6 separate regions of the Homo sapiens genome follow, and regions 2, 3, 4, 5 and 6 are each linked to region 1. The links are chromatin contacts, found by Hi-C or POLR2A ChIA-PET in ENCODE. All regions are on one chromosome and are shown on one strand. Each heading gives the region's core, a stretch centred on a gene start or an enhancer-like site at or near the end of the contact. The rest is flanking DNA. Distances are from core to core; before and after follow the strand shown.

Region 1 (3,483 bases), core at 971-3,470:
AAGGTATTGGAATGGGTAGTGTGGACTACACATTGTGAATATACTTACGGCCACGGGGTTGTACATTGCAAAATGGCTAGAATGGTAAATGTGAGGCATATTTTAAAGATTTTTATGTACACACACACACACATTACCTCCGGTAAAAAAGGAAAAGTGTTCGTACAATGACAATTTTTTTACTCGAGTGCCTCCCCACTTTACCATATAAAAAGACAACGTAAGCCGGGCGCGGTGGCTCACGCCTGTAATCCCAGCACTTTGGGAGGCCGAGGCGGGTGGATCACGAGGTCAGGAGATCAAGACCATCCTGGCTAACATGGTGAAACCCCGTCTCCACTAAAAATACCAAAAAAAAAAAATTAGCCGGGCGTGGTGGCGGGCGCCTGTAGTCCCAGCTACTTGGGCGGCTGAGGTAGAAGAATGGTGTGAACCCGGGAGGCGGAGCTTGCAGTGAGCGGAGATCGTGCCACTGCACTCCAGCCTGGCGACAGAGCAAGACTCCGTCTCAAAAAAAAAAAAAAAAAAAAAAAAAAAAAGACAAAGTAGAGTTTGGAGTCAGAAAGTCAGGCCTGACTGAGATTGCAGTGAGCCGGAACCGCGCCATTGCACGCCAGCCTGGGTGACAGAGGGAGCCTCTGTCTCAAAAAAAAAAAAATAATAATTTTTTTTTTTGCATTTTGTTGAGATATATTCAAATATGCTACAGAAATGATCCCTTCAGAAACTCAGTTTTTACAAAAATTAGTGGGCATAGTGGTGGGTCCCTGTAATCCCAGCTATTTGGGAGGCTGAGGAGGGAGAATCGCTTGAACCCAGGAGGCACAGGTTGCAGTGATCGGAGATTGCGCCACTGCACTCCAGTCTGGCGACTGGAGAGCAAGACTACATCTCCAAAAAAAAAAAAAAAAAAAAAAAAAGTCAGTTTGAAGTTGGTCTTAGTTTGTCCCTCTCAAGTTTGTAGAGAGAGCCCAGGCAGCTCCCTCAGCCCAGACAGAGAGGACGGAACCAAGTTCAGAGGCACCAGGAGCCTGGAGTCCTGAAGCTGTGCAAAGTTGGGCACAGCCCTGAGTCTGGGGGGTTGGGGAGGGCAGGGGCTGTGACTTACTTGCGGAGGGGGAGGGCCTCCTCTCAGGAGCCACAGCAGGGACTGCTGCACCGGGAGGTCCAGGTCAGCATGTCCTGGAAGCAGAACTGCTGGCGCCTAGGCGTGCCCTCTCGGTGCCCTCAGCTCGGCCTCCTGTCTGGAGGGAGCGCACAGGCTTCTCTTCCAAAAGTACTTTTTCTATCCTTTCCAGTGGGTTTTACCAAGGGTTCTGACGGGCGGGTAGGTACGAGGTTCTGTGCCACATGGGAGTGTTAACAAACGTAATTTTATTCCAAAAGATTCCAATTCTTTTCCACTTCCAATTGAATAACTTAGATAACAGCTCATATCCCCGCCAACTTTATTTTTATTTATTTATTTATTTTGAGACGGAATCTTGCTCTGTGGCCCAAGCTGGAGTGCAGTGGCACAATCTCGGCTCACTGCAGCCTCCACCTCCCAGATTCCAGCGATTCTTCTGCCTCAGCCTCCCAGGCATAGGCACGCACCACCACGCCCAGCTAATTTTTTTCTTTTGTATTTTTCAGTACAGATAGGGTTTCATCATGTTGGCCAGGCTGATCTCGAACTCCTGACCTCAGGTGATCCGCCCGCCTCTGCCTCTTAAAGTGCTAGGATTACAGGCGTGAGCCACCGCGCCCGGCCTCCGCCAACTTTAAAAACAGAAACTTTTATCTCATGACGAACGAACCCAGGTAGAGCGGCAAGGTTCTGTTTCGAAACTTGGGTTCTAAACACAAACCGAGCGTCGACAGACGTGGTTCTCCGACAGCACCCCGCGAGCGCGGACCCCCGCGGGTCCTGACCCCACGCCCGCCCTCCCTCGGCGCCGCCCGCTCACCTGCGCCCGCGTCCGGCTCCACCAGCACCCGCTGGCTCCCGAAGCGCCGCGCGCCGTCTCCGCCGCCGGCCGCCCGCTCCGTCCGCCCGAGGGCCGCGCCCGGGAGCCGGGCCCCTGCGAAGGCAGCGTGGGGGAGCCCGTTAGTTCCCGGTCCTGGCCCCGGCCCCGGCCCGATCCCTGCCCACCCCGGGTTTCGCACCCGCGCGGAGCAGAACGCGCGCCGGGACTCGCACAGAAGCCACCAGCGCCATCTTGACCGCAACGCGCGGGATAAAGGTCGCGGGCTGAGCTCGCCTCCTGGGGAGGGGGCGGAGCCCCCCCAACTAGGTCCCGCCCCGTTCCCAGAGGCTGGTCAACGCCTCCACCTACCGGCCGAAACAGCCGCTCGCCGCCCTCCGGCTTCACCCCGGGCAGCCGCGCGCTTCCGGGGCAGGCACCTGGATCTGGGCCAGGGCTGGCCTACAAGGAGGCGCAGGCCCACTGCTGAAGCAGCCACGACCAGCTCAGCGCCAGGGCAGGCTCTTCTACAGCGCGGGACACTGTAGGCAAGAGGCTGCCGGTGTTCGTGACCGCGAGCTCTCGGCCGGGCCCAGCTACTGCAGTATCGGCGCTGGAAAGGCGATCAAAGCACGGAACCCCTCCCGAGGGGGCCGTCAGGGAGGCCAGGGGCTGCCTGGGGTGAGCCCGGCCTCCTGCCCCTTTGGGAACAGGATCAGAGCTGCAGGTTTAGTCACCGAAATGGGGGTGGGGGCAGCAGAACCCAGCGGTAAGAACAGGCCACCCGCCTTGCTCAGCACAAGGGCAAGTGCACAAAGGCCGGACCGCAGTGGCACCTTTTTATTTGCAGAGAAATGCCGAAAGATAAGAATACAGTCTGTTCCCGCTGGGCCGTAAGCGGCAGCTCGGGAGTGGGCCTTTGTACTGTCTGGTGTGGGGTTTTGGTCAGACCACTGGGAGCACTGGGCAGTAAGGTCCCAGCTGTGTTGGGTGGTCTCAACTTTTGTTCTCATCTTAAGCATTTCCAATTCTTCCTTGTGTCCCAAACCAATTTTTGAGGTGGAAAAATGGCCACTTAACGGAGGAGGAAGCAAGCCTGGCATGGTGACACACACCTGTAACCCCAGTGACTCAGGACCAGCTGGGTAACATAGCAACAACTTGTTGCTACAAAAAATTCTTAAAAATTAGCTCCTGCTGCTGGGCGCGGTGGCTCATGCCTGTAATCCCAGCACTTTGGGGGCCAAGGTGGGCAAATCATGAGGTCAGGAGTTTGAGACCAGCCGGGCCAATATGATGAAACGCCGTCTCTACTAGAAATACAAAAAATTAGCTGGGCATGGTGGCAGGTGCCTGTAATTCCAGCTACTCAGGAGGCTGAGGCAGGAAAATCACTTGAACCCAGGAGGCAGAGGTTGTAGTGAGCCAATATTGCGCCACTGCACTCCAACCCAGGCAACAGAGACTGTCTCAAAAAAAAAATTAAAAAATTAAAAAAAAATTAGCCCCTGCTACTCTGGACACTGAAGAAGGAGTT
Region 2 (3,483 bases), core at 586-3,085, 470 kb after region 1:
CTCACTGCAAGCTCCGCCTCCTGGGTTCACGCCATTCTCCTGCCTCAGCCTCCCGAGTAGCTGGGACTACAGGGGCCCGCCACCAAGCCCGGCTAATTTTTTTGTATTTTTAGTAGAGAGGGGTTTCACCATGTTTGCCAGGATAGTCTCGATCTCCTGGCCCCGTGATCCGCCCACCTCGGCCTCCCAAAGTGCTGGCATTACAGGCGTGAGCCACCGCTCCCAGCCAAGTCCTAATCGTGATCTAGAGATCAAGGCCCAACTGAATGCTGCCTCCTCCAGGAAGCCTTCCTTGCTTGCTTGCATTGTCTACCTTGGAAGCCCTATACTCTCTCTTGAGCTCTCTGTCCTGATGGGAGCTCTGTCTACATCACCCTGGAGCCAGAATCAAGTCTTATCTTAGCCCAGGAGCTCCGAGAAGGCAAGGGCTGCATCTGGGGGGCCTGATCTCAGGGAATGTGTGGATGGACACAAGTGTGGCTGTGGGGGCTGATGGGAAATGGGGGATGTGGACAGCTGAGCCCTTCAGGGTGGGCGCCCTGTGGGGGCTGGAAGCAACAGCCAGGGGTGCCGGGGGTGTCAGGAGCATTGTTTGGGGCCTGGGCCTGTGATTCGCTGGTAGCTGGTGGGGATGGTGAAGCTTAGTGGGTACCACCAGCCAGAGACCTGGTGGGAGTGCCACCCTCGGGCTGGGAGTGAGGACGTGTCCAGGAGTCCAGCCTCTGGTCACAGCTGTTAGTGAACCGACTGCAAAACTCATTGCCAAAGAGTTTTGGCAATGACCTTGGTTCCTCACCCCGCTCAGGGGCAGTCACAGCCTTCCACCTCCTGTGCACATGGCTTGCTCAGAGGGCACCATCCTTGTGCTGGGAGACTGGGGGCATGGGGTGGGGGAGGCCGGGCCACTGAGGGGCCACTGGTGCCCTCCCACCCAGGAGAACAAGGAAGCCTGGAGTACTGGCTAAGCTGCAGCCTGGGATGACCTGACCCAGCCCTGGGAGGTGACTTGAGGACAGGGAAGTGTGGTGGCTGCCAGACTGGCTAGGCTAGCCCAGGAATGTGAGAGGTTTTCCCTGACAGAGAGTGTCCCGGCCCGCAGGGAGGGGCCTGGCAGGTGGGGCCCCCTGGCTGGCACCTGCTGTCCCTGACCCAGGACTGGGAGAGGGCACGGTGGCGCATCACCGGTTCCTCTGTCAGCAGGAGACAGGGCCCTCTGCCACCTACACCCCCTGCCCCCAGCTCTCTACTGAGCCTGCAGCCAGCCTGCTGGGGCTTCCGGGCACAGGCAGCAGCCCTCGGCTCGGCCACCCTCCCACCCCGAGTATGATGGTCCAGGCACTTGGAGCCTGAGTTCACATCCTGCACGTAGGAGGCCCCTGTCCTCACCTAGAGAATGGGGGGAGAGGCCGAGGTGGCAGGAAGCAGGGAGCCTGGCCAGAGCTGGCACACCAGTGCCCGCGGAGAGGCATGGGAGGAGGTGCTGCCCAGTTATGCCGGTGGGGTCCTCTGGGGCCTGTGCGCACACCTCCCACCCTGCCTCCCCACTTTGGACTCCCCACTTGGCACATCTGGAGCCTTCCCACCTGCTCAGGGGCAGGAGGGATGATGGCCTGTCCCACAGCCCCAGCCTGTCCCAGGGAGTAGGGGGCTGAGCCGGAGCCCCAGGCAGTGCAGCGGAGCCTGGTGGGGGACTGCACCACCAGGACCCTGCACCTTCACGACTCACCAAAACACAGCAGCAGCAGGAGCGGCACCGCCGCCGGCCGCCTCATGTCCTCAGGCCTGGCTGGGGCGCAGGGCCGTGGTCGGCGGTGGCAGAAGCGTTGGAGCACGAGCGAGGTGCAGGCTCCATGAAGTGGAGTTTTATGCTGGAGATGAGCACAGGCCCGGCTATGCGGCCCAACCCGTCGGCCCGGCCTGCCCAGCTCCTCTCCTCAGGAAGGAAGCGCCCAGAGCCGACTCCTCCGTGACCTAGCCCTGAACCCCGAGACCCCAGGGCAGACCCCTCACCCCAGCGCAGCACGGGGTGCCGTTGGCCTCGGTTCCTGGACCCTGAGCTGACCCAGACCCCCCAGCAGACCCCGAGCTGACCGCGGTGCACGCGAAGTCCGTCCAGCTTCATTCATTATTATTATTATTATTTTTTTTAATTTTTTGAGACAGAGTCTCGCTCTGTCGCCCAGGCTGGAGCGCAATCTCGGCTCACTGCAAGCTCCGTCTCCCAGGTTCAAGCCATTCTCCTGCCTCAGCCTCCTGAGTAGCTGGGATTACAGGCAGGTGCCACCACGCCCGGCTAATTTTTTGTATTTTTAGTAGAGACGGGGTTTAACCGTGTTGGCCAGGCTAGTCTCGATCTCCTGACCTCGTGATCCGCCCTCCTCGGCCTCCCAAAGCGCTGGGATTACAGGGGTGAGCCACCGCGCCCGGCCTCATTCAGTATTTTATTGAGCGCCGATGGAACACAGTGGGGCTGGGCCGCGCTGGTGGGAAAGTCAAGGCCAGGGGTGTTTGCGGGGCCGAGGGCAGGGGAGGCGATGGGACATGGGGCGGGGTCCGGAGTTGGCCGCAGCGACCCTCCTCCCGGGACAGCAGGCCCCAGAAGTTCCTCAGGCGCGCGCCAGCGCGGCCCAGGCGGCCGACCCGGGCCCCGGCTGCCATCCCTTGGAAGGGGCGGGGGCTTCCTGGCACCAGGCGGGGCGGAAGCGGCTCCGGGAAGGCCGGGCCGGGGTTACCGTTTCGGTGTCCCCGCCTGGCTCTGGGCGCGGCGCCGCGGCGGAAGAGGCTCGGGGAGGAAGTTATTTGGGGCACGGCGCTGACGTCAGAGACAGAGTGGGGCCGGGCCGTGGGGTCGGGGGCGCCGGACCTGTTTCCCCGCCGGCGCCGGGGGTCGGTACTCGCGGGCGGGGCGGGGCCGGGCGGCTCCGGGCGGGGCTGGGGGTGCGGCCGTTCCCGCCTCAGCCTTGTCCGCGCGCGTCGTGGTGCTGCCCTCTGGTGGGCGCGGGGCGCGGCGCGGGCGGCCAGGGGTGCAGAAGGGGCGCTCCCAGCCTCATGGTCCGGGCTCCGGCTCCCCGCATCGCCCTCCCTAGCCCCGCCCTCCCGCGTCTCCGCCTCCGCCTCCACCGCCTCCTCCCACCCTTCCCTCCCCGTCCAGTCCCTGGAGTTCCCGGGTCGGGGGTGGGAGGCGGGCTGGGCAGCCCCTGGGGGTCTGGAGGGAAGGAGGGAGGGCGAGGAGTGGGAAGAGGGGACTCCAAACGTATTCATTCATGTATTGATTTATTCATTCAGTCAGTCAGTCATTTCTGAGCAGATTTGAGCCCAATACTGTCCCCGGTTTGGGGAATACAAAGGTGACCCAAACAGACCTCACCTCAGTGTGAGAGAGAGAACATCATTTAGCAGAGAAATCTCTAATTATAAACCGCGACGGGCTGGGTGCAGTGGCTCACACCGGGAATCCCAGCACTTTGGGAGGCCAAGGCAGGC
Region 3 (3,483 bases), core at 545-3,044, 420 kb before region 1:
AATACTGCCCACGTGCGGTGGCTCACGCCTGTCATCCCAGCACTTTGGGAGGCCGAGGCGGGCGGATCGCGGGGTCAGGAGTTCGAGACCAGCCTGACCAATATGGTGAAACCCTGTCTCTACTAAAAAATACAAAAATTAGCTGGGCGTGGTGGCGAGCGCCTGTAGTCCCAGCTACTCAGGAGGCTGAGGCAGGAGACTCGCTTGAGCCCGGGAGGCAGAGGTTGCAGTGAGCCGAGATTGGCCACTGCACTGCCCAGGCGAAGAAAATGTCATTTACAACTGGTGCTCAGCCTCCCCTGGAGACCATCACAGCCTCCTGAAGAAGCTGACAACCCAGGGAGGTGCCTTTATTTCTGAGGAAAGACGCAGCTGGTGCCAACACCAGCAGAAACCGTATTCCCTTTCCATATCACTCAGCCCAGCACTGCCTGGCAAATGTTCCCGGCTTGCTGTTTTGTAACTGTAATACTTTGTACAAACAGGTCAAGGACCTGCAGCCTGGGGCCTGGACCAAGTCCAGAAACATGTTCGGTTTGGCCCCAAAAACAAAAAAAAATTGAGATATGGTCTCACTCTGTCCCCTAGGCTACAGTGCAGTGGTGCGATCAAGGGTCACTGCAGCCTCGACCTCCTGGACTCAAGCGATCCTCCCACCTCAGCCTCCAAAGTGACTGAGACTACAGTTGTGTGCCACCACGCCCGGCTGATTTTGTTTAGTTTTTGTAGCGATGAGGTCTCAACATGTTGCCAGGCTGGTCTGGAACTCCTGGACTCAAGCGATCCTCCCGCCTCGGCCTCCCAAAGTGCTGGGATGACAGGCGTGCGTCACTGCACTTCTTTTTTAAATCAGGAAGTTTCACAGCATCTTGCTTCCCTTGAACTGGGCGGCACCAAATACGGGGGCTGGGGCCTCCCTTAGAATGGGGTACGCACGCCCTGCCGATGCACACAGTCCCGCTGGAACTCTCTGCCTGGACCCTTATGAATGTCCCTAAAACTGTAATTCTGAGGACCTCAAAATCCATGTCCTTTCCTTAGCAATGGCGACATTCTACCCCCTGCAGAGCCTTGACAGCTTTCGGCGAGATCTGGAAACCGCCAGGGACGCCTCCCTGTCTGCGCCTCCGCCCGCCCAGTGCCCTGCGCTGCGCACCCGCCCGGGGCGCTGGCCTGGCCCGGCCGCGCGACCACCTCGGGCGAATGACACGCCGGGTCCCCAGACGGGGGCTCCGGCGCCGGGCGGGCAGCTCCACCACCGCAGGCGGCGCCGCGAGACCGCGGTCCTTGCAGCGGGGCAGCAGGTGCGGGGTGGGCCAGGCGTCCCGGGGCCCTGCCCGCTGCGCCTCAGAGCCGCGCCCCAGGCTCTCCTCGGCGCCGGCCCGGGCAGGACGCGATGCCCTGGAGGCGTCAGGGGCGCGGCCGGCCCAGCCCGAGCGTGGAGGCCGCGGCGGACGCAGGCCTGGCCCTGCTTACCTAGCGCTTTCCGCACCCGCGGCCCCGCGCCCGCTCCGCGCCAGCCTCAGCGCCTGCGCCGCCTCCGCTCGAGCCCGGCAGCGCGGCCTTAGGCACCTGCGCAACAGACACCGCGTCAGCGGTCGCCAAACGACGGCCCGGCGCCGCCCGCTGCCCGCCCCGCCAGGCCCGCGTCCCCCGGCCCGCACCGCCCCGCCGCACCCACCGAGGCCTCGGCGGGCGCAGGCGGCTCCCAGCGCGGCGAGGCTGCGGCGGCCGAGCAGCCCTCGGCCCACCACCATGACCCGGGCCGGGCTGGACTGCCGAGCTGCCCAGGACTGCAAAACACCGGCGTCGGCGCGTCGCAGCCAATCAGCGCCCGCCTCGCGCTGCCCTCAGCCAATCAGCGTCCACCTCGCACCGTCCGCCAACCAATCAACGCGCTCGCGCTCAACTTGTTTTGTCCGCGAGCCCCGACTGCCACGGGCCGGGAGACGGGCCTGGGAGCGGCGGCGGCGGCCCGAGAGCTGCGCCGGGAGAGCTGTGCCGCGAGCCTCCGCCTCTTTTTTGGCACCGCACAGTGGATCCCTGGAGGCCGAGCGCCACGCCGCCCGGGTACCCGGCAGATCGCGAGGTGGAACGGGCCGTCGCTGCGGGGGACAGCGTTCCGAGGCAGTTGGTCCTCTCCGGGATGCCGTAGGCATCAGCTGACCGGCCCAGCCCACGTGACTACAGGGGCACTTGATGGGAATCATGGCAGCATCCAGGCCATTGTCCCGCTTCTGGGAGTGGGGAAAGAACATCGTCTGCGTGGGGAGGAACTACGCGGACCACGTCAGGGAGATGCGCAGCGCGGTGTTGAGCGAGCCCGTGCTGTTCCTGAAGCCGTCCACGGCCTACGCGCCCGAGGGCTCGCCCATCCTCATGCCCGCGTACACTCGCAACCTGCACCACGAGCTGGAGCTGGGCGTGGTGATGGGCAAGCGCTGCCGCGCAGTCCCCGAGGCTGCGGCCATGGACTACGTGGGCGGCTATGCCCTGTGCCTGGATATGACCGCCCGGGACGTGCAGGACGAGTGCAAGAAGAAGGGGCTGCCCTGGACTCTGGCGAAGAGCTTCACGGCGTCCTGCCCGGTCAGCGCGTTCGTGCCCAAGGAGAAGATCCCTGACCCTCACAAGCTGAAGCTCTGGCTCAAGGTCAACGGCGAACTCAGACAGGAGGGTGAGACATCCTCCATGATTTTTTCCATCCCCTACATCATCAGCTATGTTTCTAAGATCATAACCTTGGAAGAAGGAGATATTATCTTGACTGGGACGCCAAAGGGAGTTGGACCGGTTAAAGAAAACGATGAGATCGAGGCTGGCATACACGGGCTGGTCAGTATGACATTTAAAGTGGAAAAGCCAGAATATTGAGTTATTTCTTAACAAGTTTCGAGAGAGAAGGGAGCAAGACAAGAGCAAGCAACGGCTATTAAATGTCACAATCCTTTAATTAGAAACCATTTATTGGCCGGACGCGGTGGCTCACGCCTGTAATCGCAGCACTTTGGGAGGCCGAGGCGGGCGGCTCACGACGTCAGGAGATCCAGACCATCTTGGCTAACAGGGTGAAACCCCGTCTCTACTAAAAATACAAAAAATTAGCCGGGCGTGGTGGCGGGCGCCTGTAGTCCCAGCTACTCTGGAGGCTGAGGCAGGAGAATCAATTGAACCCGGGAGGCGGAGCTTACAGTGAGCTGAGATTGCGCCACTGTACTCCTGGGCAACAGCGAGACTCCGTCTCAAAAAAAAAAAAAAAAAAAGAAACCATTTATTTTAAAAATGATTAGATTGCTATGCCTCAACTCATAGAAGATGAACCCTTCAAGAAAACGTGAAGTAGAACGGGTGGGCCAGAAATGAAAACAGGCAAGTAAAGTATTTCTTCGGAAAACATTTTATCAAACCAAATGTTAAAAAGACTTTCCTTTTGTAAAACTGGATTAGAGAAGACTTTTCAGTGGGTTATCTCTAGGATGATCA
Region 4 (3,483 bases), core at 459-2,958, 420 kb after region 1:
GAAAACTGCAGATATGAAATGTCCATCATGTGGAACTGCCAAGGCCATGAGAAAATTTGCTGTTTCCTCTTCCCGTGGATGACACCAAATACACACCTTGCATTGGAACAGCGTTACTGGGTGCGAGTTAACCTCACAAACTTCGCCATGACTGTCACTGGGTGCAGGTTAACCCCACAAACTTTGACATGACTCTCGGCCCCAGCCTCCACTGAGCCTCGCCAAGCCGCCTAATTCATGGTTTTGCGTGTTAGCCAGGGCACTCTGGGGTACAGCCACACATGTCGAAATAGCGAAAGGCATCCCTTTCAGCCCTCCAACTTTTTCTCAACAGAACCTTCTTCCTTAACACTTCGGATTATTACGCATCTCTACAAACTCCACGAGTGAGCTGCAGAAGGTTCAAGAGCCTCCTGATGTAGTTACAAAATTCAGTGTCACTCTGCATTTTTCTCAAAAGAGGGCCCATACCTTCCCCGGTCTCTACTAAAAACACAAAAATTAGCCGGGCATGGTGGCACACGCCTGTAATCCCAGCTACTCGGGTGGTTGAGGAAGGAGAATCGCTTGAACCCGGGAGGTGGAGGTTCCCGGGTCAAGATCGCGTCACTGCACTCCAGCCTGCGCGACGGCAGCGAGACTCCATCAAAATAAAATAAATAAATAAACAAAAGTCGCATCCTGGAAGATAAGGAATCAAGTAAACTTCTTGGGTTTTCCTTCATTTAAAATATTTGCCTTTTAAATCCAATTTTAAAGCCATGTAGACGTTCTTCCATCACCCACTGCACATCGCATGCAAGGCATAAATTTTTAAACCGTCGTCCCCAGACTGTAGAACTTAGCATATGGAAAACATAAAAACACGAGGGATACTTTTAGCGACAGAGAGAAAATAAACACCAGCGATACATTTAGCAAAACATTTCACCCAACAAGTGGTTTGTTTTGATCCTTCCCCTAAAATCCCTCCTACCTGTCAAGCTCACTTTCCCCTCGGTGATCCTGCACATTCGGCCTCCCAGGGGCTTCCCACAACGCTGAGCACAGCCACGGGCAGCAAAAGCACCCAAATGCCCCTTGGCCGGGCCGTGAAAGGCGAGTTTTCCCGACCAATGTCATCAAGAATCTGGAAAAGGGGGCCCAGGAGCATCAGGTGCTTTCAGCAAGAACTTGCACCTTCTGCTTCTCTCGCAGGCGGAGGCGCCAAGGACCCCGTTCCAGGTGGAAGCCCAGGGCGGTTCCTCTACAGACAGAACCGAAAGGTAACCCTGGAGGCTCGGCTCCAGGCTGCGCCAAGCCGAAAACAAACTTTCCAGGCACTTCCACCCCGCTGGGCCGGGTGACACCTCCCGGCCTCCCCCGCCCTCCGCGCGTCTGTCAGCGCCCCCGGCCAGGCCGCCGCCCGACGCAACCCAGGCCCGGTCTCCCCGCCGCAGCCAAGCAGCGCCCTCGGCCGGCGCCCGCCATCCCCGGCCCGGCCGCCCGGCCGCAGGTAAGGCGGCACCCGACCCTCGGGACCCCGGGCCGCCCCGCCTCGCCGCGCGCTCACCAGCTAGGTGGTGGTCCTGGCTATGGGCCTCGCGTCTGCGCGGGCGCCTCCCCCGAAGCGCTCCGCCGCTCGGGGCCTCCTCAGAGTCCTCCTTCCCTAAGCTGAACTCCAGCAACGGCGGCCCTCACGCTGTGCCCGCGACGCCCCGCCCCCCGCGATGCCCCCGCCCCCCGCGACGCCCCGCCCCCGCGCGACGCCAGGCAGGACTTCCGTCGCACCGCCGCCGCCGCCCGCGCCCATTGGCCGCGCCCATCGTCCCTTCGCCGCGGTCTGAGTGGGCCCCGCCTCTGCCCCAGCTGCATTTCCGGGTTGGGGCCTGGCGGGCGGGAGAGGCCCGGCCCCGCCTGGGCAGGGGGACCTCGCGCGAACCAATCCCAGGGCCCCGGGGGCGGGGCTCTGCGGGGGTGGGGCGAGCTGTCATTCCCAGCTCCCAGACCGGGAAACTGAGGCTCAGAGGGGACCTGGCTCCGGCCAAGGTCACGCCCGAGGTAATAGCGGGGCTGGGCTCGAACCCGGGGCTCGGACTCCGGAGCCGGCTCTGCGTAAATGCGGAGGCGCAACTTTGCTAGTTTCACAACTAACAAGCGTTCACGGAAGGAAATCTGGGCTATAAGTCACATTCATAAAGCGGAAAACAACCAATCCTACCACTGTCCATAGTCCTGGAGGCAGCCTCAGAACTTCTGTCCTTACCTATAAATGATTTTGTGGCGGTTTTTTTTTTGTTTGTTTTTCTTTTTGTAGTTGTTAATGTCAATCATGATTTTTTGCTTGTGTTTTTTGTATTTTAGGTTTTTTTGTTTGTTTGTTTTGAGACGGAGTCTTGCTCTGTCGCCAAGGCTGGAGTGCAGTGGCTCGATCTCTAGTCACTGCAACCTCCACCTCCTGGGTTCAAGCAATTCTTTTTTTTTTTTTTTTTTTTTGAGATGGTCTCGCTCTTTCCGCCTGCCTCGGCCTCCCAAAGTGCTGGCATTAGAGGCGTGAGGTACTGCACCCAACTGAAATGGGTTAACTTTTTTTTTTTTTTTGAGACGAAGTCTCGCTGTGTCACCCAGGCTGGAGTCAATGGCAATTTCACTGCAACCTCCACCTTCTGGGTTCAAGCAATTCTCCTGCCTCAGCCTCCTGAGTAGCTGGGACTACAGGTGCGTGCCACCACACCCAGCTAATTTTTGTATTTTTCGTAGAGATGGGGTTTCACCATATTGGCCAGACTGGTCTCGAACTCCTGACCTCATGATCTGCCCACCACGCTTCCCAAAGTGCTGGGATTACAGGGGTGAGCCACCCCGCCCGGCCAACTTTATTTTTTTTTATACTGACACATGGCCATGCAGATCTTGAGTAATGAACAGAGAAAAGGGAAGCAGTGAAGGAGAAACAACTTGAGGAAATTGTACACGGTGAACTTTAGAACACAGAGCCTGGGGTGGAGGAGCCTCGGGGCAGGGGCCAAGGGTGACAAGAAGGCTGTCCTGTGAAGAAAGCAGCTGAGCAGGCACCAGGGGCAGAGAAGACAGGGGCAGCTGAAGGGCAAGGAAGAAAGGACAGTTCTCAGTTGTCCTGGAGGCCTCAGTGGCAGCCAGAATGCTTGGCCAAGCCCAAGGGAAGCCAGACCAGGCAGCCCCTCTGCCCTCTGGAGACACAGAGAAACCTCCCCACTGGTCAGGTCCAGCTGCCCATCCTAGGACACCACACAGGGAGCGGATGTCTCACCTGGCCCAGCAAGATTCTCCGGACCCAGGCTGGAGGAAGGAGACTGACCCCACTCTTTATCTCATCCTTTCCTACCCAGAACCTCTGTCCATGACCAATGGATGACCTCAGGACAAGAATGCAATAACTTGGCCTGATGTTGTGAAGTCACGGTCCATCCAGGGATGGGCAAGAGGATGACCAGAACCATCTCGAGAGGGGCTGGAAAGCTGCCT
Region 5 (3,483 bases), core at 641-3,140, 350 kb after region 1:
CCTGGTGTCACCAGTTTTTCCTAGCATCAGTCCGAACCATGCGCCCGCCCTGCCCCAACTGTGTGCTGGTCCTGCTGTGGCCGAGGGGACCGGGTGTGTTTGGCTCTTTATGCCCCTCCCGCTGTGGTCCTGGAACTCTTCACCAGGGAGGGAGCCCTGCGGGGGCCGCAGCTTTGTGGAGGGAGCCGCCGTGCTTCTGTCACCTGCTCCCTTTCTTGCGTCTCCCTGTGATGGGCCCTTAGGCCTGGCTGGGCCCATTACATATCCCTGTGGTGGCTCTGGTGGCAGCTTTCTGTGGCCCCTGCTGTGTTGGCAGGCAGGTTTGCGTGGTGAGGAGCGGGAGGGGTTGGAGTGGTGCGGGAGCAGGCTGCCGAGTGGAGGGTGCCATCGAGGGCTCCGGATCCCTTATCCTACTTAGCAGTGTTGGTCTCTGGGGCTGGAAGCCGAGCGCATGCTGGGAGCGGTACTGTCAGAAGTGAGCCCAGTTAGTACCCCGCTGGCTCACTGCACGAGAGAGTCCTGCCCCGAGCCCTAGGTGGGGCCAGGAGGTGCCTTGGAGAAGCCAGCCAGAGCAGAGAGGGCTGCTGACTTCCGTGTGGAGCAGAGAGGCCTGAGGGCCTCCTAAAAGGTTTAAATGTCCACGCCTCTCCAGTTGCTGAAGTAGGGTCTGAGAGAACCCTGGCATCAGCAGACCCAGGGTGCTTCTGTCTCCTGCAGACCACGCCAGGGAGTGCAGACACCACCGTCACACACGCCCCTTTTGTGTTTTGGTTCAAGTTTCTCAGAGCCCCTCAGAGCTTCTACATCTGTGCATCAGAAATCTCACAGCCTTCTCATGCTGCCGGCTCATCTGGGCCCATAGAGTGGGCTTTGCCAGTTGCTGTTGCACAGGAGGCGAGAACAGCACACTTCAACCCCAGCTTGCTGGTCGGCTTTCCTCTAGAGAGAGCCGGTTTTGGGGCCATTTCCCTTTGATGCTTTGGTGGCCTTGCCCCGCTCTGCAGCACAGACAGGCCAGATGCATTTGTCCTTTGCCTAGCTACTCCCCAGGTAGAGAGTGCTCCTGGTGGCCTGGCAGGTCTGGGCCCTTCTCTCCCTGCCCAGGTTGTCCCTGGAGGGCAGCCCTCACTCCCTTTGGGGGAGAGGCAGACATTGCTGCCCACAGACCTGCCTCTGACTCAACTGTGTCCACCCTCCCTGGTCCCTACCCCCAAGTCACAGGTGACTCAGCAGTGACCCTGTGTGCCAGGCCAGATCCAAACTGAGAGGGAAGGTGTCGTTTTTACACTGCTAATGACGAGAGTGGCTCTTTTTAGCTAGGCGAGTACAGACGGGGCCTGGGAGGGGGCAGAGATGTTCCCCAGGCCCTGCCTGTGGTTCCTGCCTGGGCCTTGGCTGCTGCTGTGTGAGAGCTGCATGTGAGCCTGTGACCGTGAGCTGGGGTGAGCTGGGCCGCACCTACCCTGGGGCCCCAGGGAGCAGGACGCTCCGGGGCCCAGCACGTTGCCCTGGGCCTGTGGCCGGAGTCGGAGTCCTCTCTCCTCCTCCTGGCTTTTGGAAAGGCTTGGCTGTGTTGGGGAGTCTCTCTTAGCCCTTTCAGGAATTTCTGTTCAGGCTTCCTCCTCCTCATCAGCTATTTTACCCATCTCAGAACGTCCTGTGTCTCCATGTAGGAGAGTGGCTCTCTCAGATCTCTCAGGGCGTCTGGTTATAGGGAAACAAGTGGAGCAGGGACGTGGCTTTAATTGGAGCACTCGGCTGGGCTGCTTGGGGAGACTCTTCCGTGCGTTCTTCCTCTGGATAGAACCACCACCTCCTGGGCGTCACTGACAAGCTCCATCTTAACCTCCAAAGCCACAGAACTAGGGGCTCAGAGCCAGAGCTGGCAGCCGCCAGCCAAAATGATGCCATTGCCTGAGCTGACAGCCAAGCCCTTCTGTGGGTCACCTTTCTCCTCACCCAGCCCCTTGCTCTTCCCTTTTGAAAGGCCCGTGTGTTTTCTTTCCTTACCCTGTGCTTGCTCATGTCTACTCCGGTTTTCTCTACCACATCCTTAGAGCCATCACCTGGCACGCAGGCGCCTTACATTCTACGGTAGAACGTGGGGTACTGTGTGTGCACATAGACACACTTACGTGGAATTACAGTTGTGGGTTTATCCAAGATGAGGAAGATTTCACCTGCTGTTTAATAGACTTGGGGCCATGTGCCTCCCCACACATGGGCAAGGACAGGTGGAATGTCGGGACCACACTGTGCGGCTTCTCGGCACAAAGCGGAGGGAGGCTGTGGTCGCTGCCGGCCTAGGTGTCCCAGGTGCCCCGCCTTTCTCTGGGACACAGTTGGGGGCTGGCTTCTGAGGGATTCCTTTCTCCCCTCTTTGTGTGGCCCCAGCCAGGGCGGTGGGCAGTCCTGGTGTAGAGCACAAGCCTCTCCACCCTAGAGAAATGCCTCTGTACCACGGCTACCATGTGGAACCTTAACTTGCAGAAGGCTTGTTAACAATTGTTTTGAGAGAGATGGCTGGTCATGCCACAGCTGCTGGGGACTCCGCCTACTCCAGCCCTCTTGGGACACACTGTGGGATTTGTGGCCCTTCCCCAGAGGAATTGTGGAGACTGTCCCATGGAACAAACCCTCAGGCACCAGCACAGGGCTCTGGGTGACTCAGTAAAACTAACGTTTGTCTCTGACAAGATCAGCTGTAGGCTCACCGGCCAGAGAAGACCACTGTGAGCATTTTGCCGTATATCCTGCCCTGCCATTTGTTCACTTTTTAAACTAAAATAGGAACATCCGACACACACCGTTTGCATCGTCTTCTCCCTTGATATTTTAAGCATTTTCCCATGTCATGAGTTTCTCAGAAACATGTTTTTAACAATTGTACTATTTAGTCATTGTCCATTTACTATAATTTATCTGACCATTTCCCTACTGTAAAATACTTAAGACGGTTTCTGATTTTTCCACTATTTAAATAATGCTGTGATGAATATCTTTAAAATCTTCTGATTTCTTACTTTTTTCCCCCTTAGATGCCTGGAAGTGGTATTTTGAGGTGAAAGAGTTTGTTCATTTTGAAGATATTTCTGTCTCTCTCTCGACCTGATGTGTAGACGCTCACTTCCAGTAGCAGAACCACCTTAGTTGTGTCTTACAGATTCTGAACAAATCGGTTTCTGATAAGCCATGTGTTCCAAAGAATGTCTGAATAAGACCGCTCTTTATTTAAATGCTAAGAGGATGTCACTACTGCAATCCATCTGTGGCCGATTTTTTCCAAGAGCCAATTTCCTTGTTTTGGTTGCAAGAACCTGGCTCTGCCTGCATGTCAGCTCTCTGCCCTCCCTGCTGCCGTGGCTTTCAAGCGCTTGGCAGAATCTTGTACTTCGTGTCCACAATGGTACTGAATTTGCATCTGCACAGTCAGCAGAGATAACAAGTGTTGAACTGACCTTGCCACATGCTTAGTGAGTGATT
Region 6 (3,483 bases), core at 337-2,836, 310 kb before region 1:
TTATCTCCTTGATTCTTCTCATAGCCCCGTGACGGGGCATATCCTAACATTTCCATCTTTGCTTGGTGATGCAGACACTCAGCTACAAGTGTGTGCAGCGTGAAGGAACCTGGGTAGTCCAATGAGGACACGGAGCTCCCCCTCGCCCCCCTAGTTCCCCCAGGAACATAGAGGGCAGGGGCCCTGATGTGGCCCAACCACCTGGTCCCTCTCCTTTCTCAAGTGGTCCTCCCTGCTGCCCAACGAGGCCCTAAGCTGGATACCCAGGCACTGCTCTGCTCTCCAGGCAGGAAGAGAACAGTCCCAGAGAAAAGGCCTCCAGGCCACACAGGAGCCCAGGAAGAAAGAGGGCTGGGGACAACAGATTTCAGCCTACCCACAAAGGATCCCTTTGGAGTGGAGGGGGTGGGAAAGTTGCAAAACTGACTTGCAGAACTGTTTTAAGGACTGAAAACAGGAACCTCCAGGGGTGCTGAGTCACCTCTCACCCATCACCTGGGGACAGCCTCCCCTGGAGACTGTAAACTACCCAGCCTTTTCCAGGAACTGGAGAAAAAAGCAAAGAGAAGCCAGCAGCTGCTGTGGAAGTGGAGTTTCTGGCTTGGCAGAGCAGCCTGAGGACAACTGGGATCTAAAGCCAGAGAGTCTTGCTGGGGGAGGCTTTGCCGGGATGGTCCTGTGTCACAGCCCAACCCGCTACAGGGGTGCCACCCAGCAGATCCGCCCAAGGAGACCAGTGCACTCAGACTTGCCTGTGGATGTGTTTTTACCAAATTAGTCCACTACCAGGCGAGCCCAGCCCAGAAGGGATTCATCAGGGCCAGTGTGGAGGGCTGGCCATGCCCCAAACCACCCCATCCTGCCTGCCTGGTCAAACTTCACGGGCTGTTGGCAGGTGCCTGGTGGCACTCCTGGTTCCCCAATTTGGAGTCCCTGGGCAGGTGGGGAGGCACCTGGGCCGGCACATTAGGATCTGAAGGGGACATTCTATGCTTGCCAGACTCCTCCCAGAGATCCCGGACTCGGGGGAATGGGAAGGGCCAGGGTAACACCTGCGGGATGACCCGCGAAGGGGCGCCCCGGCCACAGGAGCTGGCCCTGGACAAGAACCTGGCCTCTCCGAAGCCCCGACCCTAACCCGAATTCCCCCAGCGCCATCACTTTGGAGTGTAGGGGGTAGGGAAGGGGTACCACCCCCACGTATCCCGATCCCTTAGACCCACCCCCGAAACGGCACGTTCACACTCGAGGCCTGCCCCCTCCAGGACGGTGAGCCCCAAGGCCCCCTCTCCTCGGGTACCCCACTCTCCTCGCCCCCAGGCTCCCCACTCCTCCGCAGTCCTTTTGACCCCTGTTCGCTTCTCCCCGGCAGCCACATTCGCCCCCATTCCCGGCTTGGGAGAGACATCACCCCCGGACGACGGCGGCGCCCCCGCTAATGCGCGCCCCCCGCCGCGCTGCCCTCCCAGCGAGAGGCCGCAGGACCAACCAGGTTCAAAGTGATTCTGGAAAACCTCGCCCCCGAAGAAGCTGCAGAACGACATGGCGCCACCGGAACCGCAGCGCGCTTGCCGCTGCCAACTGACCAAAGGCTGCCGACCCGACGACCGCCGGTACCCGCGTCCACCTCCCCGCCCCTCCCGAGGACCAATCGCTCCCCGGAGGGCGAATCCCGGCTTCCGCCTCCGGGAGGCCCCGCCCCTCCTCAGGGCTGGTCCAATACGATCTTCCCAGCTGGCCCCGCCCACGTTGACTCCTTGGGACCACTCCTGGGCCACTTCCCCAAGGCCCCGCCCCCCGGTGCCAGTCCAATCGCATCTCCCCAGCAGGCCCCGCCCATGGAAACTCCCAGGGACCACCCCTAGGCCGCTTCCCCAAGGCCCCGCCCCTGCCGCCCCTCGCGCCCTGGTGGCTAGGGGCGCACATGGGGCCTGGCCAGGTGGGCGACGGCGCGAATCCGTAGGGTCGTGTCCCCCCAGTCCAGTCCCTGGTACTAAGCCCGGAGCTGCCGGAGGTCATGCAGCCTTTCCGCGCCCAGGTGAAACCGCCTTTGCAAAATGATGACTGAAACAGTGAAAGAGATCTAACTCAGCCGACTCTATCTTGCTTCTAACCTCCAAGCTGTCCTTATTCATCCCTGCTGGTAGGTTGAAATAACTTTGGGAGAAACTCAGTTTATAGTTTTTTGTTTTTTTCTTTCTTTCTTTCTTTCTTTTGAGACGGAGTCTTACTCTGTTTCCAGGCTGGAGTGCAGTAGCGCGATCTCAGCTCACTGCAACCTCCAACTCGCTGGTTCAAGCAATTCTCCTGCCTCAGCCTCCCGAGTAGATGGGATTACAATCATGCGCCACCACGCCCAGCTAATTTTGTATTTTTAATAGAGACGAGGTTTCTCGATGTTGGCCAGGCTGGTCTTGAACTCCCGACCTCAGGTGATCCGCCCATCTTGGCCTCCCAAAGTGCTGGGATTACAGGCGTGAGCCACCGCGCCCAGCCAGTTTATAGTTTAAAACAAAGACAGTAACAGCCCTTTCCCAAAGCAGACCACCTCCTTGCCTGGGGACTAGATTGCATTTTTAGGACTAACATTAGCCACAATATTGGGAATTATGGTTTAGGAGTCGTGCATCTGGAGGCTACAAGATTCTGACCCTCCCTAAGCTGCCCCTAAGATCAGTGCTTGAGATATTTTGCCGACCCTGCAACTTGATGGATCTGCTGGCACCAACCAGATTGATAAACTGGCTCATCTGATCTTGTGGCCACCACCCAGGAGCTGACTCAGCGCAAGAAGACAGCTGACTCCCTGTGATTTCCTCCCTGACCAATCGGCTCTCCTGGCTCACTGGCTCTCCCCACCCGCCAAGTTATCCTTAAAAACTCTGCTCCCCGGCACTCCAGCAGCCTGGGCGACAAGATCAAGACTCTCTCAAAAAAAAAAAAAAAAAAAACCTCTGCTCCGCAAATGCTCAAAGAGATCGATTTGAGTAATAATAAAACATAAAACTCCGGTCTCCCGCACAGCCAGCTCTGTGTGAATTACTCTTTCTCTATTGCAATTCCCCTGTCTTAATGAATCGGCTTTGTCTAGGCAGCAGGCAAGGTGAACCCCTTGGGCGGTTACACAGCGCTCTGAGACCTCGCAGGAAGAGTCGCCTCCGGCCTTTGTTAGACATTGGGGCAGACAGTGCGGTGCGCTTCAGGGTTCATCCACCCCACACAGCCTACAAGTCTCCCGAGGTCTCCGGCGTTTCCTTCTCCAGATGCTTCTTTTGGGGGCCCTGGTTGAGAGGGTGGTGCAGGAGGAGCCTTAGTCACTCTGGCCAGAAACACGCCCTCCCCCAGCCAGGCTCTAGATCACTCAGGGCCGGCCCTACTGCCCCCCTAAGGCTGCTTCCTCCCCCACCTTCTCTTCTAAAGAATCAGTGCCCAGGGATAGACCCTTAAGAGTCTCTCCTGCAGGCCGGGCACGGTGGCTCATGT

The links. Hi-C counts contacts between places; a loop is a spot of excess contacts on that map. ChIA-PET counts read pairs that join two places held with the same protein, here RNA polymerase II (POLR2A). Pooled maps may share reads with other maps.
Region 2: a loop to region 1 is called in a pooled map, with 5 times the contacts of the local background. The contact joins the promoter of PRSS27 here to the promoter of ECI1 in region 1. A Hi-C loop is called at or near these places in 2 of 37 single-sample maps with no recorded cell type and 10 of 50 pooled maps. POLR2A ChIA-PET finds 5 or more read pairs at or near these places in 1 of 52 experiments (OCI-LY7).
Region 3: a pooled map shows a loop between it and region 1 (16-fold over the local background). The contact joins the promoter of HAGH here to the promoter of ECI1 in region 1. A Hi-C loop is called at or near these places in 2 of 168 maps with a recorded cell type or tissue (B cell and gastrocnemius medialis), 2 of 37 single-sample maps with no recorded cell type and 14 of 50 pooled maps. POLR2A ChIA-PET finds 5 or more read pairs at or near these places in 2 of 52 experiments (A673 and common myeloid progenitor, CD34-positive).
Region 4: a map with no recorded cell type shows a loop between it and region 1 (5-fold over the local background). The contact joins the promoter of ERVK13-1 here to the promoter of ECI1 in region 1. A Hi-C loop is called at or near these places in 7 of 37 single-sample maps with no recorded cell type and 14 of 50 pooled maps. POLR2A ChIA-PET finds 5 or more read pairs at or near these places in 2 of 52 experiments (MCF 10A and Panc1).
Region 5: a loop to region 1 is called in a pooled map, with 2.9 times the contacts of the local background. The contact joins the enhancer-like site here to the promoter of ECI1 in region 1. A Hi-C loop is called at or near these places in 2 of 37 single-sample maps with no recorded cell type and 10 of 50 pooled maps. POLR2A ChIA-PET finds 5 or more read pairs at or near these places in 5 of 52 experiments (A549, MCF 10A, Panc1 and 1 more).
Region 6: a loop to region 1 is called in a pooled map, with 6 times the contacts of the local background. The contact joins the promoter of MSRB1 here to the promoter of ECI1 in region 1. A Hi-C loop is called at or near these places in 1 of 168 maps with a recorded cell type or tissue (B cell) and 10 of 50 pooled maps. POLR2A ChIA-PET finds 5 or more read pairs at or near these places in 3 of 52 experiments (B cell, HepG2 and activated CD4-positive, alpha-beta T cell).

Annotation. Positions count from the first base shown.
Region 1 is chr16:2,249,367-2,252,849 of GRCh38, forward strand. It overlaps ECI1 (enoyl-CoA delta isomerase 1), which reads right to left and starts at 2,221. Exons shown (of 7, transcript NM_001919.4): 1 at 2,149-2,221; 2 at 1,950-2,063. The coding sequence starts at 2,200. LOC107984839 (a long non-coding RNA gene) reads left to right here and starts at 2,304. Exons shown (of 2, transcript XR_001752052.2): 1 at 2,304-2,627. RefSeq lists enhancers at 1,553-1,682, 2,613-2,672 and a silencer at 1,893-2,362.
Region 2 is chr16:2,718,389-2,721,871 of GRCh38, forward strand. It overlaps PRSS27 (serine protease 27), which reads right to left and starts at 1,836. Exons shown (of 6, transcript NM_031948.5): 1 at 1,727-1,836. The coding sequence starts at 1,772. RefSeq lists an enhancer at 2,106-2,673 and silencers at 2,407-3,166, 3,297-3,366.
Region 3 is chr16:1,825,031-1,828,513 of GRCh38, forward strand. HAGH (hydroxyacylglutathione hydrolase) reads right to left here and starts at 1,795. Exons shown (of 9, transcript NM_005326.6): 1 at 1,682-1,795. The coding sequence starts at 1,757. It overlaps FAHD1 (fumarylacetoacetate hydrolase domain containing 1), which reads left to right and starts at 2,176. Exons shown (of 1, transcript NM_031208.4): 1 at 2,176-3,483. The coding sequence starts at 2,209. The coding sequence ends at 2,874. RefSeq lists a silencer at 1,146-2,115 and an enhancer at 2,206-2,395.
Region 4 is chr16:2,671,731-2,675,213 of GRCh38, forward strand. It overlaps ERVK13-1 (endogenous retrovirus group K13 member 1), which reads right to left and starts at 1,709. Exons shown (of 3, transcript NR_040023.1): 1 at 1,553-1,709; 2 at 1-840. LOC124903627 (a long non-coding RNA gene) reads left to right here and starts at 1,393. Exons shown (of 2, transcript XR_007064945.1): 1 at 1,393-1,495; 2 at 3,348-3,483. RefSeq lists silencers at 1,360-1,679, 1,690-2,079.
Region 5 is chr16:2,598,089-2,601,571 of GRCh38, forward strand. PDPK1 (3-phosphoinositide dependent protein kinase 1) reads left to right here. Exons shown (of 14, transcript NM_002613.5): 14 at 1-3,483. Among named protein-coding and RNA genes, the nearest start is that of FLJ42627, 39 kb to the right of the region's middle. Within about 2 kb of position 1,891, at least 3 of the 41 ENCODE cell types and tissues checked have a DNase peak (open chromatin) inside an H3K27ac peak, as active enhancers do.
Region 6 is chr16:1,941,613-1,945,095 of GRCh38, forward strand. It overlaps MSRB1 (methionine sulfoxide reductase B1), which reads right to left and starts at 1,587. Exons shown (of 4, transcript NM_016332.4): 1 at 1,490-1,587. The coding sequence starts at 1,544. It overlaps RPL3L (ribosomal protein L3 like), which reads right to left. Exons shown (of 10, transcript NM_005061.3): 10 at 2,362-3,281. The coding sequence ends at 3,225. LOC124903625 (a long non-coding RNA gene) reads left to right here and starts at 1,182. Exons shown (of 2, transcript XR_007064940.1): 1 at 1,182-1,269; 2 at 1,373-3,021. RefSeq lists an enhancer at 1-376 and a silencer at 1,561-2,060.